Linked DNA regions of Mus musculus: region 1 is linked to region 2. A link is a loop called in an ENCODE intact Hi-C map of the cell type or tissue named here. Cell type or tissue: left cerebral cortex. All regions are shown on one strand.

Evidence for each region. Peaks named below come from ENCODE experiments on the same cell type or tissue, not always from the same donor. Only the 100,000 strongest peaks of a DNase experiment are listed, where the experiment ranks them.
Region 1: a loop joins it to region 2, with 9 times the contacts of the local background. A loop is called at or near these places in 5 of 42 quality-filtered maps.

Annotation. Positions count from the first base shown.
Region 1 is chr3:80,064,152-80,072,151 of GRCm38, forward strand. No RefSeq gene overlaps it. Among named protein-coding and RNA genes, the nearest start is that of Gm36569, 180 kb to the left of the region's middle. In left cerebral cortex, no CTCF peak of the experiment used is centred here; no DNase peak of the experiment used is centred here.
Region 2 is chr3:81,922,061-81,930,060 of GRCm38, forward strand. LOC102640985 (a long non-coding RNA gene) reads right to left here and starts at 2,574. Exons shown (of 3, transcript XR_375741.2): 1 at 2,277-2,574. In left cerebral cortex, CTCF peaks have their summits at 1,018 and 3,093 (motif pointing left); DNase peaks (open chromatin) are centred at 1,176, 2,353, 3,078, 3,944 and 1 more place; H3K4me3 peaks cover 1,153 bases; H3K27ac peaks cover 2,010 bases.

The DNA.
Region 1 (8,000 bases), 1.9 Mb before region 2:
CTAGGCCTGGAAAGAGAATGTACCACACTCATCTGCTGAGTGTAGACAAGATCAGTCTAGTATCTGAGGGAATGGAAACATTGGCATGCTTCTCACAGAAAGTTCAGTCTGACGCTGGCTGTTTCCCATGTCTGTGGTGTAAACCACACGATGCTCTAGTTTGTGGGGATCACTCTACTTCTTTACTCTGTTCTGCTTACAGGTGCCATCTTCTCTCTCCCTTTGACCTTTATTTTATGCTCCACATCTTCCAATACTTCTCTGCTTCTCAGTTTTTCATTCCTTTATTTGACTTTCCTTTTAAAACTATAAGCACTTAAAGTTTATGTGTTAGATATTTATGGAATTGTAAGAAGCAAAACGCCAATCCATACAACTCAGAAAAAATTACTTCCTCCTCTTTCCCCCCATTTCTATTAAAGCCTTGGGTCACACTTTAACCATTGGATGCTGGAATGGTCAAAGTAGGATCTGAATAACCAGTTTCCTTCTCTTTGGTTCATTCACTCAACTAACATGACCTGTTAATTGCCACACATAGAGACACTCTAGAATGTAATTCGAATTAGATCACTTTCCCGACAAAACTTCCAGATATTTCCAAGAGAAGAAATTCATGGCTCATTTACCATTCACTCAGATTTCAGTCTAACCTCTTATCCTGCTTCTCTGTGAATGCATCTCTCATACAAATGGCTTAACTCATCGTCTATGGAAAGCATATGTCTTCTCATTCTTAGAATAACCTATTCTTCACATTCATTTAACCTTACTCATGCTTTTCAGCTACTACGAGGACTCCCTTTGCAGTCATGCAGTTGAATAGAGATGATTTGTGTCAGTTTTATGCCCTATTTCTTTCAATGTAACATCTGTAGCTCTTTTTCACATTTCTCTGCTGGTTTCTAAAGTTCCCTGAAAGCCATGATCCCGGCATATTATTCCCACACCGACTATGCCCAGGACTTATACTGAGGGTTCTCTAGATTCTTCTTTGGGAGACAAAAAAGTCTGTGTATCCATTTTGAAAGAGGCAAGACTCAACATGAAATTCCACTGGCTAGCCAGAGTTTGGAAATTGAGCTCTGGTTTCTGAGAATGTGTGTGTAGGCAAGCCTTACCTCGATTTTATAGGAAACAAAAGATTGGGCCTCAATTCTATGTCAGGTATTCACTGTGGATGAAGAACCAGGGAATTGTCTGGCTGGTGGTTAAAGGTCAAAGAAATGGAGCAGCAGTAATAATATGATGGAGCATGTTTGTGCAGGGCTCACAGAGCTGCTTAGTGGAATTTTCTTCATATCCCTTATCAAAAGCAGGACTAGTCCACGAGTTTACTGAGACATTAAAGGCTGCTGGTATAGTTCTGCGGTCGAGCATTTGCCTACAGTCTATTTCTGAGTTTAATTCTCAGCAGCACAAACACAAGCAAGCATGCAAGCAAGCTAGCAAACCCAAGCTGATCAGCCTGCATGCCAGATTCTCAGTGACCCACCATCAGGAGCTGATCGTGTTTGTATTATTGCCATTTTCTGTTAAATGGGGGATAGGATTTCCCTCTGTAGCCCAGGCTGACCTTGAACCATGGTCCTCTTGCACCAGCTTTTAGAGTCTTGAGGTTGGAGATAGGGTCTTCCTCACTAGGCTTTTCAGCACACTATTGCAAATGAATCAAACTCTTTGCTTTATGGAAGGCAAAGTTCCTTCAGAGAAAGCTTTTTGAATGTAGGGTGTGAATGCTGCTCTCATTCTAGGAAGAGTTCCTTAGTCTCTTAAGGATTCAAAGGTCAGATTTTACATACACAGGGAGGCTACACCACTGCTGTCAATTTTGAGTTCTTACAGCATGTTCTTTCATGTTTCTCATCATAGTAGTCCTACTTGCTTTATGCTATTTATAAAAAAATTCTTAGATTCATACTTTATATTGACTTATTTTAAACTGCATATTCACTGTTGGTTTAAACATTGTAATATTTTTGTACTTGAAAATAATTCCACATATTTATGAGTTGTTGGCATTTAGGACAATGGTCATCCATCATTTCCCACCATATTTTCTGTATTGAAACACTAAATTGAAGTGACTTAGGAAAAGTAAGGTTTTAATAGGAAAGCGAGAGAAAGAAAGAGACAGAGACATAGGGAGACAGAGAGACAGAGGGGGACATGAGGGAGATTCTATCATTAAAAATATATATGTATATGTATACACACATATACATATACACATACACATACACATACACATACATATACATACACATAATTGTGCAATAATGATTAATTTATCTATTGTGTGACTTTGCATGGTCTCTTACAGTTTTAAGAGATGACTTATTTTGCTAATGCAAGATAACTACCCATGCAAATTAGATGGTAGTGGGGAATAAATAAGATGTGTATGAAAATGCTCTGGCATCATTAAAGCACATTAGCCACTGAACTTCGGGGTATTAATTTAGGCAAAGGAATGAATGAACGCCCTCTGCTTGGCAACCAGAGTCATTTTTCTCCTGCAGCTAAGCAGAAGGTTCTTCCCCGACTTATTAATGAGCGTGTCAGTGGGGTGGTTAGGGAAGGGTTGAAAGATTAGCTTTCCCTCCACATTTCCAATAGTCTGTCCAATCTATTAGTGCAAGCACACTTTATTTCCAATCTTCTGTAATACATGCTTGCTTCAGAAAGCATCTTTCAACATCTTAAAAAAAATGGAGAGGTGACTCACTAATTCATGAGCATCCATTTACATATTTAAACCTACTGATACAGTAACAGACAGAAGGACCTATTGAAAAGAGTCCTATGAAGGATATGAATGTTCAGAGAATTATGTTCTTCAGAGCGATAAATGCACAGTATTCTTGGGCAAAGGTTCAGTGATTAAGTACTGGCTGCTCTTCCAGAATACCTGGGTTCCATGCCTAGTGTCCACACCGTGGCTAAGAACCATCTATAACTCCAGTTACAGAGGATCTGATACCTCTTATGACCTATGTGGGCACCAGGTATGTGCATGTTACACGGACATATATGCATGAAAGACAGCCATAAACATAAATAAAAATAAATAAATCTTTAAAAATGAAATAGCATTGTGAACACATAGCTTGCTATTTTTTAGTTACTCTGTTTTAAAATTTTAAGTTGAGTGTTAGGTCAACCATGCCCCTCTCTCTCCACATCTTCACCATGTTGGCTGCTATAGATCCATGCAGCAGCTACGGGACCTTGAAATTCACTCTACAGGAATCCTCAGAGAGATGCAGAAGTTATAGCAGAAGTTCTTCTGTTTATCACTGTTGTGATGAATGACAGTAATTTCCAGTCTCCCGGCATACTCAGGCTAACATAGATGCCCAAATATAAGAGCTAAATATGAATATACTTCATAATTCTCTGTAATTTATTGTTTATGCTATGTAATTTATTTTTAAAAGATGTCTAATGCCTTCACAAATGTTGCTACCCTCTGAGAGATATAAACCCATACAATGAAAGTTGAAGTTCTCTTTAGATTAGGACTGCTCACATCATGAAAAAAAAAGTACAAAATGTAGATATAGTTTCTCACTGTTTGAGCCAGTTTCAAGTAGCCCAAGTTGACCTTGAATTTGCTATGTGGCTGTAGCTGTCCTAGAGATCCTTATTTTGTGTTTCCACTTGCTGTGATTAATGGTGTTCACTCCTACACTGTTTTTATGCGGTGCTGGGGATAGAACTCAGGGCTTCCTGTATGCTGGGCAGGTACTTCATTAACTGAGCTATGTCTTCTGAGCTAGATCTAATCTTTAGATGAAATGACTGGAAGCATACAAGTCAAATTTCATTTATTAAGAATCTGATATGTGTGAGAGATGTTGCTAGGAAGTGCTGTCTGTGTAATTCTGCTTTGTGAGGGAAGAGAACAGGTACAGGGAGTGTCTTATTCTTGGAGTATTTACCACACACACTTGACCTTGCACTGGCACCTGAGGTCACTATTTTATAGTCTTTCCTCGGAGGCAGCAGGATGATGGAGTGGGGTGGGGGAGGGGAAATGGCTACATGAGAATGGGCATTATAGAGGAAACCAAGGTGGGAAGTAGACAGAGTCCAACCTGGGAAAGAAAGTCAGATGAGCCATTCTTAGGTGGAGTACACGGAAATTCTCTTCTGACTACTTTACTTTCTCAGTGAAATAGATCTCAGAGGAGGACTTCCTAATATCAAGAAGCTAGAAATGTAGTGAAGGGGACAGGAAGACTCACTGAACCCAGGCTGAGTATTATCAGAGGTGAAAAAGATATGCTGCTGTGTTGCACCAACCAGACATGGCTTGATACCATGGGCAATTTTAATTTTGTCATTCTTTTTATTTATGCAGTGGGGCCAATTTTAGTTTGCACTGCATGAAAATTAGGGCAACTCCCAAACCTATCCAGCTATTTTCATTAATGGAGTGAACAACTAATATGCTCAGAATAATAAATGTTAGACTTAATTCTAAGATAAAACTCTCCCATTTGACCATCTACTGTCTGTTGCAAGTTGAGGAAAAGGCCATAACTGGACTTATGCCCATTGCTATCTTCAGTCTACCTTCAGCCTTGCTGTTTCTGATTACTTTGCGCTTGGCACTGGGCTGGCAAAGAATGAAGGGCAGGGATGTGTGGAAGCTCTTACCTCATCAACACCGGGCTGTCAGTCTTTATTGTCATTTGACTGGATTTGGACATACTGAGCAGAACCACCTCTGGCAGTGTTTCCAGAAAGGGCTATTAGAGGAAATGCCCACCGTAATGTGATGCCACCTGCAGCAGTTTGAATGAGAATAGTCCCTGTCTTAGTTAGGATTATAACTGCTGTCATGAAACACCATGACCAAAACCAAGACAAAACAAACAAACAAACAAACAAACAAACAAACAAACTGGGGAGGAAAGGATTTATTTCCCCCATAGCTCCACCATCACCATCCAGTTCATCATAGAAGCAGTGGGAGCAGGGACAGGCCAGAGAGAAACCTGGAGGCAGGAGCTGGTACAGCCATCACAGAGGCTTGCATAATCTACTTTCTTATAGAACCCTGGATGACCAGGACATCCACAATATGTTAAGCCCTCCCACATCCCTAATGAAAAATAGTCCTAGAGCCCTGCCTACAGCACGATCTTATAGAGAAACATTTTCTCAAACTGAAGTTCCGTTCTCTCAGACAACAATAGCTTGTGTCAAGTTGACACAAAACTAACCAACAAAGTTCCTATAGGCTCATATACTTCAATCATTGGTCTCTGGATGGTAGAACTGCTCTTGGAAGGTGTGTTACTTTGGGAGTGTGTCCTTGTTGGAGGAGGTGTGTTACTGGGGGTAGGGGTGGCTCTGAGAGTTCAAGAGCTCACTTAGCTCCCTCTTAGCTCTCTCTCTGTCTCATGCCTGTGAACCAGGATGTAAGTTCTCAGCTACAGCTCCCTGCCTGCTGCCACGCTCCCATTGCGATGGCCATTTTCTCACCATCTGAAGCTGTGAGCTCCCAATTAAATGCTTTCCTTTAGAAATTACCTTGGCCATGGTGTCTCTTCCCAACAGTAGAAGAGTAACTAAGACATCCTCTCATAGACTTGGATGGAATCAAAGCTAGAGAGGGAGAAGAGCTGGCAAGCACCAGCACCAGCATTTGCCCTTTCTATGACTTGCAGTCTACCCAGATGTTATCTGCAAGTTCCCACCTAAGCTTCGAGGCCCTCCTACTGCCATTCCATCCCCAGCATGATGGGTACCACCCTCTCAAGCAGGAAGCCAAAAGAGATCTTTTATTTTTTTCTTCCAGAAATGGCCTTTTATCAGGTATTTGGTTCCAGCAATGAGCAAAGCAACTAATGCAACCCTCACTTAGGAGCTGGCACACCTGGCTCTGTGGCCCTGTGGCCCTGTGGCCCTGTGGCTCTGTGTCCCTGTGTCCCTGTGTCCCTGTGTCCCTGTGTCCCTGTGTCCCTGTGGTCCTGTGGCCCTGTGGCCCTGTGGCCCTGTGGCCCTGTGATGTAGTTCAGCTGACCTGATCTCCACTCTTGGGAGCTGGTGGTTTTGTATGAGTGTGAAGGGAGGTGGAGAACAGTCAGTTGTTTGTGATTTCATATAGGTGGAAAGTAAATGAATTCCTTTCCAATATCCTGTATCATGAATGCCCTGAAATAATTCTTTTACTATTGGATTATAGAGAAGAAAAGGAGAGGGAGAAGGGGAAAGGGAAAAGATGTAGGAAGAGGAAGAGGAGGAAGAAAGGACTTTTATTTAGAAACAGGGGATGTCATGGAGGCCTGTGATCTTAATAAAGGCTTTTTCCTGTAATTTCTGATAAATAGCAGCTGATAATCATATGGTCACTTCACCACTGAGGATAGCTGATTGAAGCAGAGGGGTAAGCTGTGGGGGGAGGGGCTGTCTTTTGTGATCATTGTGTCCTAAAATAGGTTTTCTCTATAGATTCTGACTGATCAAGGACTTAAAACAAGGATTTTTCAGAATGGTGTAATAGTCAGGATTGGGGAAGCTTTTATGAGTTTCCCACTCAAAAAAGAGGTGTTGGTTTGAAGTGCAGGGACAAAGTGAGCTGGAGCAACAGACCACGACCAGAGTGGCCATTAGCAGGCCCCTGAAGGACAGAAGTAGCAGCAGCAGGTTCTTTGTGTCCTCATCCAAACCATGGCAATGCTGGACTCTGGCACTGCGTTTGCTAAGTGGCCATGGGTTTATGGCTGCACAGACTTGTCCTGATGTCCAAGGGCAGCCTGAGTTAATCATGGAGCAGGTCCAGATAATCCATCACGCAGTCAAAGGTGAGTGCTCCCCTCTCATCCTCCAGCCAGATTGGCCTCATCCATCATTCTGCCCATCCCAAGGCGCCACCTCCCCACAGTCTCCTAAATCTAAGCTCTTGAACTTAGTCTCTGTTATTTTTTCTCCCGTCCATGTATCCAATCCATCAATGTGAAGTCCATGCAAGCTTAAATAAATCCTTTTCCTCTCCACTGCTACCAGTATTTTAAGTCACAATAATTTCTCATTTGTAGCCTGTAACAGCTATTGTACTACATTGATTGCTTTCATTGCTATAATGAAAAGCCAGAGTCAGGTTGCTTTACAATACTGTAGGTGCAAGGTCAAGAAGTCCCATGGGATGATGTTTTCTTGCTGGGAGACTCTGCAGGTGGAACTGAGCACCACATGGTAGGAGACATGGAATATGGATGTCTACAGATTTGTCTGGTATGCCTTCTGCTTCTTTTGAAGCGACAATGATTTATTTATAGAGTTTTCACCTAAAGGACCTTATCTAATTTTGGCCACATCCCAAAGGTCCTTTAATATGACACTGCTGAATTGTATTTCCAGCCTGTGAATGCCTCTGGGTGATACTTCAATATGAAGACCTGAGGGCATAAGTATATTTAAAGAACAGTACTTCGTCTCTATTTCCACATAAACTTGATTCTTTTCTATTTAACCAAGTGGTATTTTTGAGAACATAAGTCAGGATAGCTATTGGTTGAATTACTGTTATTTTATGATATATTTATACCATTATCATACTATATTGTTATATTATGTTTTAGGTATAGCTTATATATTTATCATATTCTCATTTGGTATCCCTGAATGGCCTGGAACATAGTACATAGACAGGGCTAACATCAAGTTTATGGCTATTCTCTTGCCTTTTCTGCCCTGAGTGCAGGAATCAGATCTGTGGACTGTTTTTATTCTTATTTTAAACCCTCCCTCACTGCACATAGAAGAGAACCCCTTCCTTTGCCTTGGTCCTTCATGTTCTGTGACTTCTATGGCCAGCCACACTGGGAAACATTTTCTCTTTAATCCTGCCAAGATCATTCTTGCTCCTGGGATTTGGGGAGATAGTTTCTTGGGTCTGGGTCATCCTGACTTCCTCACAGATCCTCTGTCATTCAACCCAAATGCCCTCTTGTCAGAGGGCCTGATGAAAACCAGCCTTATGTCAC
Region 2 (8,000 bases):
AAGCTTGGAACATGCAACAAAACACACAACAATGCCAACAAGGTTTGCCATAATAAATTCCCTGATGCTATATGGTAGGGACACAGAGAAGTGAGCCAAGCAAATTCAAAAGAGAATTGTAGTTTTGCTGTAAATTTTTTATGAAGAAAATAGCTCCTAGTATGTGTGTTGCTTGAGAGAGTAAGAAAGAGAATCCAAAGAGTAAAATGAGCCAGCAATATTGTGTTGTGAAAGAGCAAATCTCCTTTGCGAATGAGTATATGTCCTTCAGCTGTCACAGGAAGGGAAAGGCCAGATGTGGATGCCAAGTAAGCAAAGGAGAACGTGGTACCCACGAGACTCATTGCAGTGGGCAGGGGTCGGGCCAATGAAAAGTTCTGACAAGGATAATCATGGTGTCCAGGAACAATATGTGCAGACTACCCACAGTAGCCGGTTTCCCTTAGAAGAATAAAAAATACTGCCTCTCTGCTCATCACACAAACTTGGAAACTAAGTCATTCTTGTGGGTTTCCTTTGTATGGGTAGCACCATGTTGAAAGCTAGATTTTCAAAGTACGTATATATGTCAGCAGAGTCAATTAAACAAACAAACAAACAAAGCATGAGTTAACACATCAACTAAAAACTAGAATGTATATTAAGGATCCTCACAGTAGGCTGAACACATTTGGAATCTGCTGTTCCCCTCCACATCCATTGTGGTTTGATGCCTTGACATCCTAAGGGGCTGAGTGAAGGAAAGAAGACAGGTGAGATGGGAAGGAAATGACAGATATGGAGGCAGAAAACCTGAGGTCAAGTGGAGTGTGCACATTGCAGGAAGTGGCATCAACTCTTCAGAAACCCGGCAGCACCTCAGCTCCTTTATTACACACAGCACAGTGGGGCGGAGTTAGTAGGCTAAGTATGAGGTGTCTGAATGAGCCGTGTCAGGCTGTAGACAACCAGGGGGGAGCTGTGGTTGCTTGTTTGTGCACGTTTTGCTAATATTTGCACACAGAGCAGAGTAAGGCGTTGCCATTCCTGAGCTTGACCCTTAGGGGGAAGGCTTTATCAGTTTCTCATGAGTCATTGCCAAGCCCATGTCAGACAAAACACATTCACCCTGGCAAGGACTTCATTGGCTCTTTACACATCCACTCAAAGCTTCCTAGGCTCACATGGTCCTTTCAGAGGAAATTATAAGATGCACAGCTTGGTAGCTGAACCAAGTAGTATCCTAGCAACAAAATGCTAAGCACTTTCTTTGCAGTCAACTAATAATTTTAATATTCTCATATACGGAGGGAAGGAAAAGGTCTGGTGCTCTGATAGAAGTGAAAATTCCTTCACAATAGAAAGGATAGAACCTGTGTGTCCATCCATCCAGCACATACCTGTTAAATGCCTGCTAAGAGCCCAATACAGTAAGATTCCTTGGGACTCACAGGTCATTGTCAACATGAGATCAAGATTCTTATTTAACACGTTATGCACTGGACTCACATAGAGTATCAGCTAACAAGTCACTGTCAAATGGCTCTCCGCTTTTAACTGAAAATGCATTAAAGACAATATCAATTTCCATTACCAGAAAACTTCAGACAAAGACAACCGACAACATATATACAAAGAGAGACACTTGTTAAAGAGATTGTTCCACTCTGTTAGGGAGGGTGGCATGTCCTGGGATCTGCAGGGTAAAGTCGGGAAGCAGGAAGCTTGAAGATCAAGACTAGCCCCAGTTCCGAAGTTCTGTGACCCAGGAAAGGTGATGGGAAATTCTGGTCCAAAAACCTGAAAGCATGCATCTTGGCAAAGCAAATGCGTCCACTCGTGTCTGGGCACAGGAAACAGCCAGTATCTAGTGTTAACGGCAACCACGTGCAGAGAAATCTGATGCCCAGAGAGACCAGTCTTTTCTCCAGACTGACCACTGACTGATGCCAGCTCCCGTCCCCCTACAGCTATGGACAGCAAGTGTCTTTACCAGCTCTGTCCCTGAAAACACTTTGTCCAAGAACATCCTTACAAAACCATTTAGCATCATGTTTAATCAAACAGCGTCACCCTCCCTGACTTGGCAGGTTGATGCATAACACCACCTATCACAGGGTCCATTTTACGAAGGTTGTTGGAACGAAGCTACGGTGAGCAACCATAATAGCAGTAGGGAAGAAAAAGAACCTGGGAAGACAGGTAAAGACCTGCAGGAGGCAGAGGGGCGGGGAGAACTCAGCTGTATAGGAAGACTTTTCTGTTTACCTGCATTTTCCAGTCAATTTTTAACTTACCTGAGAAGTTTGGAGAGGGGGAGTTTCTGAGGCAGACCGAGCATCCCCACCCTCCGCTTGTCTGTCAGCCATGATGGTGGAGATGGCGGAGAGCAGGCCTTTCACGAGTCTCACTGGGTTTGTGTGTATTTGTGTGTTACGTAACAATTCTCACGAAATGAACATGTATTTGTATGTTATATAACAAGGTGTGGGTGTGAAGACATAAAAATGAGAAATGTCGAGGCAGCACCTCCGTGCCCTGTTCCCGAGGTTGCCGGTTCTTTCTCGGAGACAATGATGGAGTGTGAGAAGAACTCACGAGTGCAAGATTGTGAAGAAAGTACTAATGAATACCCTCAGAATTACACGCTTCACGTTTCTGCCTTCAAGTTTATCCTAAAAGTCTTTTTTGGAAATGTTAATTCTATCATTTTATTTGTCTAGTTCTGCAGAAAGGAACATTTCTGAGGCTAAATCCTTATTAGAAATATTCAATTTCATCCGAAATGTTTCCACACATAATATTACAGTATAATAAGAAGTCTCTTAAAATATCTAGGTGCTTGCTTAATGTAATTATTATTACCTGTTTTAATGTCAATTCGTTCTCCTGTCTACCTTCAAAGACATCAATTGTGTGAGGGGACTTGTTAATTTGTCTCCTTGGACCTCAATTCCTTCAGCTGGAAAGTGAAAATTTGAATAAAAAGACCATTATAGAGTTCTCTAGCTTTAACCTTATATTCATGATTTTTTTACATGCCATTTATACCAGATTCTATCCTTGGCGCCAATGTACTGTCTTAAGAGATACTATGCTGCCCTCATGTGGTCAGATATGAGGATGCACACAAATCAGTAAATTTTTTTGGCCAGTTTTGTCTGCCAGTTCAGTTTGTTATCCTCAATAACAAAATTAATTAGGAACATATATCCCCCAAATTCTAATACTTTGACAAACAATAAAGATATGAATTATCACATATCAAAAATAATATGAATACACTAATGGTATTTAAAATCAACCCATTAGGTAATATAAATATACATGCCACAATTTTTTTTCAAATCTGTAATATTCAGGTGGTAAAATTAACAGTTTCACAGTGTTCTGAGAGGCCGTGATACATATTGTCTGATTCCATAACTTAAAATATTTCAACACTGTATTATCTTCCAACACCTTAATTTTGAAACATTCTATTTTTTTTTTCATATTCCTTTGTTTCTAGGAGACATTTCTGAGGAAATGGGCATAAAATGTTTAAAACTCTGGCTGGATATTATGTGGAAACTCTACTAACACAATAGCCACCCTGAAATTAAAGTGCAAAGGGAGTTGATTTTTTTATCCATTTATCAAATTGTGACCAATATTGATGATTTAAGGTAATGAGAACTTGATAGAGATCAATGGTCTTAGGCCTCCAATAAATGGCACTCTTCTTATCAATTCACAGAAGGGTAAAGTTATCAATCGGAAGTTACTCTGTGATCACTTCATGAAACAGGCGAGCAGTGGCTGTGATTGTAAAAAATATCAGTAGTGGTTTTACAAGCACGATGTCTTAGAGAAACTAAGTGGGTGAAACCAAGAATCAGATAAACTAAGACTCGGGGGAGGCTCTGCGGCTCTGAGCCCTGCAGCTGCCTGAGACGCATCTGAAGGAAGTGCATCCATCATCTGACAAGCAAATACCACAGCTGCAGGAAGGATTCAGAAAGCCCCTAGTCAGAGGCTGTGTGCTTCATGAAGCTCTTCAACCTAAATTGATCGTTTCAATTCCTCTTTCAGACCCAGAATAACAACTTTCTCTTCCTCACTGTAACTCCATGTGTTGGTACCTACCATCAGACCTTCTCAGCAAGGCACATAGGTACCTTCATATATTATTCTCCCTTCCCATACTCCAGGACCAAATAACAGTTCCTTCATTCCTATTCTTGCTTGCTTGCTTGCTTGCTTGCTTGCTTGCTTGCTTTTTCTATTCTAAATGACCAAATCTTCTGCCCATTTATTTGTGACTATAAAAGTGAATAATGATCAAAACCTTTCAATATTCTCTGGGTCAATGCAAATATTCAAGAAGGAACGGATTAGGGAGGAATTGCTATACTTAAAAAAAGATAAAATCAGGAATCATATTCCCTTGTGTTATAGACAGACAGATTTTACATTATAGGACTGTGAAAAGTTCCACCTTAGACTGTCTCTTCCCTGTCCATATATTTCTTCCCTGAGGAAGCCTATATTTATTCACATCTCTCCTTCTGAGTAATATGATATTTGCACAGGTAGTGGAGATCAAAAGCATGATACTTGCAGGGTCTGTTTAACGTGTGGGAGACACATACCTACTAAATCACCATATAGCATTAATGTAAGTGACAACCATGAGATAAAAAAAAAATACCAGAAGTATTTCTGTAGACAACAAAAATTATGCTTGCTTGCTATTTTAAATTGAGAGAGAGGAAGAGAGTTGTTGACATTTCTGTAGTAGATAACAACACTACGATCATGCCTTTAAAACACCAACTCCACCCCATATACACACACAGCAGGCCGAAAGCTTTCATCTCTGCACATTTGCTCAAATGCCTTCGGAATAAAAACAGACCGAGGTTACCATAGAAACTGCTCATGGTTTCAGGTGTTTCTCGGCTCGGGGGCATTTTGTTTCACTAACTGGGTGGAGAGGGAAGTATGCATCATGGCTTCTCATTAACTCCACTCTCCCTCTTTGTTAGAGGTTGGCTGCAGGAATCCCATGTTCTCCTGGTCTGTGTTCCCAGCAACTTCTCTCGCTGCCATTTGCTGTGCCCAAGTGGCACAGAGCCACTTTAGAAGGTTGGCGACTTCTGCCCATTTCTGACTGCATTTTCCTCCCTTCTGATCAGCAAGGAAATGAGAATGTTACTTCCATAGGAACTCACATGACATGCTTTCCTGTTCCGACTTTATACCATCCATCTGGAATGCTATCAGTGTAAGATATGAAAAACAACGGCAGTGACTGTGGAACTCCAATTAACACCAATAACAGCAAAGATTTAACAGTGTGTGGGGTTGGGGGGCCGGGGGGAGTCAGTCACGGTGTGATGCTATGGATCTGGGAAGGCCTGCTCTCTAGTATCTCTTGACTGAGATGCTGGACTGTAAACATGGAGAAGAGGAACAGGAGAGCAGCATCCATCATTGCTCTCTGTTCCTAGGTAGACGTGATGTCACCAACTCACTCAAGCTTCTTCCTTCCTGACACCGCCCCAACCCATCATTATTGACTGAACCCTTGAGCTGTGAGCCAATCTGAACCCCTTCTCTTTTAAGCTGCTTTTCCCTTTTTTAGGTCCTTTTCTCAAAGCTGTTAGAAAAGAAACCAAGATACCTGACACAAAACAAAAATACAGATGCAAATTTTACCTTCTGTGTTGGGTTAGCATGCAGTCTCAACACTCTAAGTGATGAGTACAAAAGATCATGAGTTTGAATCCAGTTTAGACTATATAGTGAATTCTGAGGCAGCATTAGGCTAAAACATGAAACGGGGTCTGAAAAAAGCAATAAGTTATCAGGAAAAAAAAAGATAAAAATGAAATCTTTCATAAGGTTCTCAGTAATTAATTCCCTTAAGGAATGATGCTCTCCTCATAACGTAGGTTGACAAATTAAACATTAAGAAAACAAATCAATGTGTGGAGAATTTATTTATTCACATGCATTCTCAAATGTCAGCTGTGTCTCTAAGTGATGCAAAAACATGCAAATCTCGCGTCACTCTGTAGAGGTGTGAAAACCCCCAGATCCACCCTGAATCAGTCTGAGACTCAAACTATCCCACCATCTTTAGTTTCGTTGAGTTAGTTTTGTCTTATTTTATCATGATGTCCATAGTATGTCACGCAATTCATTATTGCTATTAATAATCAAGTATGCTGTATGCCTTAAGAAGGTGTGGACTTTATGATAAGTTATGTCCCAAGGGACAATGAGGAGCTGATTGGTGATATGAGAAGGGTTAGTGTCGAGTCCACAGATTCCAGTCTTAGACGTGTGTGACTAAACACACAACCTTGAGCATGTAGCCGATGGTCTCACTGCTTCCATTTTCTCATCTTCAAGTGGAAATGGTGATGCTAACTACAGTAGGACCTTGCTATGAGATATCTAATGTGAAAAAGTCTTATCCTTTTCTTATAAGAAAAGTTAGAATTTCTGAAATGTTTATAAGGCTCAGTGGTTCACAAATTATAAATACCTATACTTTTTTTTTTTTTTTTTTTGGTTTTTAGAGACAGGGTTTCTCTGTGTAGCCCTGGCTGTCCTGGAACTCACTTTGTAGACCAAGCTGGCCTCGAACTCAGAAATCAGCCTACCTCTGCCTCTGCATCCCAAGTGCTGGAATTAAAGGCATGCGACTTTTGTTTGTTTGTTTGTTTGTTTGTTTGGTTTGGTTTGGTTTGGGTTTTTTGTTTGTTTTTTGTTTGTTTGTTTGTTTTTTGGTTAAATACCTATACTTTTTAAGTAATGGCAAAAACAGACAACACAACTTCCCAGAGAAGTCATTTATGATTAAGGTAGAATGATTAATAACTGAAAAAAACTTAGAAGATTCAAAAAAAAAAGTGAAAACACAGCAAATGAGGATTTGAATACCATAAAGGTTGAGGAAGCATCAAGGAGATGACAATTATGAGTATATAATGATTAATGCCATTATGTAAACACACACACTCATGGCAAACATAAAACAAAAACAGAGGCAGTGTAATTGGCCTCTAAAATGGCAGCTGATGGTGGCTCACTTAACACTTTACCTAAGTCTGTGGTCTCCCAGCTACAGTGTTGTTCTAGACTTATTCCCTGATAGACAGAAGAGCTGATGTGCCCAGGATGGACTTAACACCTCTGCTCTGGTCCCTTTCTCCTTCCCTTGCCTGTGCTCTACATCCGCACTGACACACTCCAGAGGAAATCAGCTGTTAGCACAACTGATAGCACAACTGAGAAGTCATGCTTACAGATCAGAAGGAAGTCCTATGAACTTCTGGTAACTTCACATTTCATCAGTGTCTGAGACCCTGAGCCATCACAGCCCTGTCTGTGTCTGGCACAAATGAGTACACAGGATTTAATATTGTAAATTCCCATGTTTGGAGATAATTTTTATATATAGTATAGATAACTAAATCAAGGTTGAAATAACTTCCAAACATTATTTATACATTTGATGAAATTACCTCCTCCTATGCAATGCCACTCTCTGTATTTTATGCATTTAATATTTACATTATTTACTTGATATTGTCATATATATCATGTATTTTATCATATTCATCTCCCACTCGTTGAAGACCCACTCTCATCCCATCTCTACTTGACTGTCCCCTCTTTTATGGTTGATTTTAAATTTCAAAATCCAAGGAGTTCAATTTGTGCATGCCATAAACTCATGGTTATTAGAGTATCCATTGAGTCCATCTTCCAGTGGCTATATCCTTAAGCAAACCTTACACCACCACCTCCATCCACACAGCAACAAATATTAGTAGTTCCTGCCACTCTCCTCTATGTGTACACTCACTCCCAGATAAAAGCCTTCTCAAGGCCCCTAAAATAATTGTATAATTACTCTATAGCATATAATCCTAATTACATTCTTACATGGCCTCTGAAGAGCTACATGATCTCTGCTTGGTATTTATCTCAGTCACTTATTATTTTTAAACTCCATATGTCTA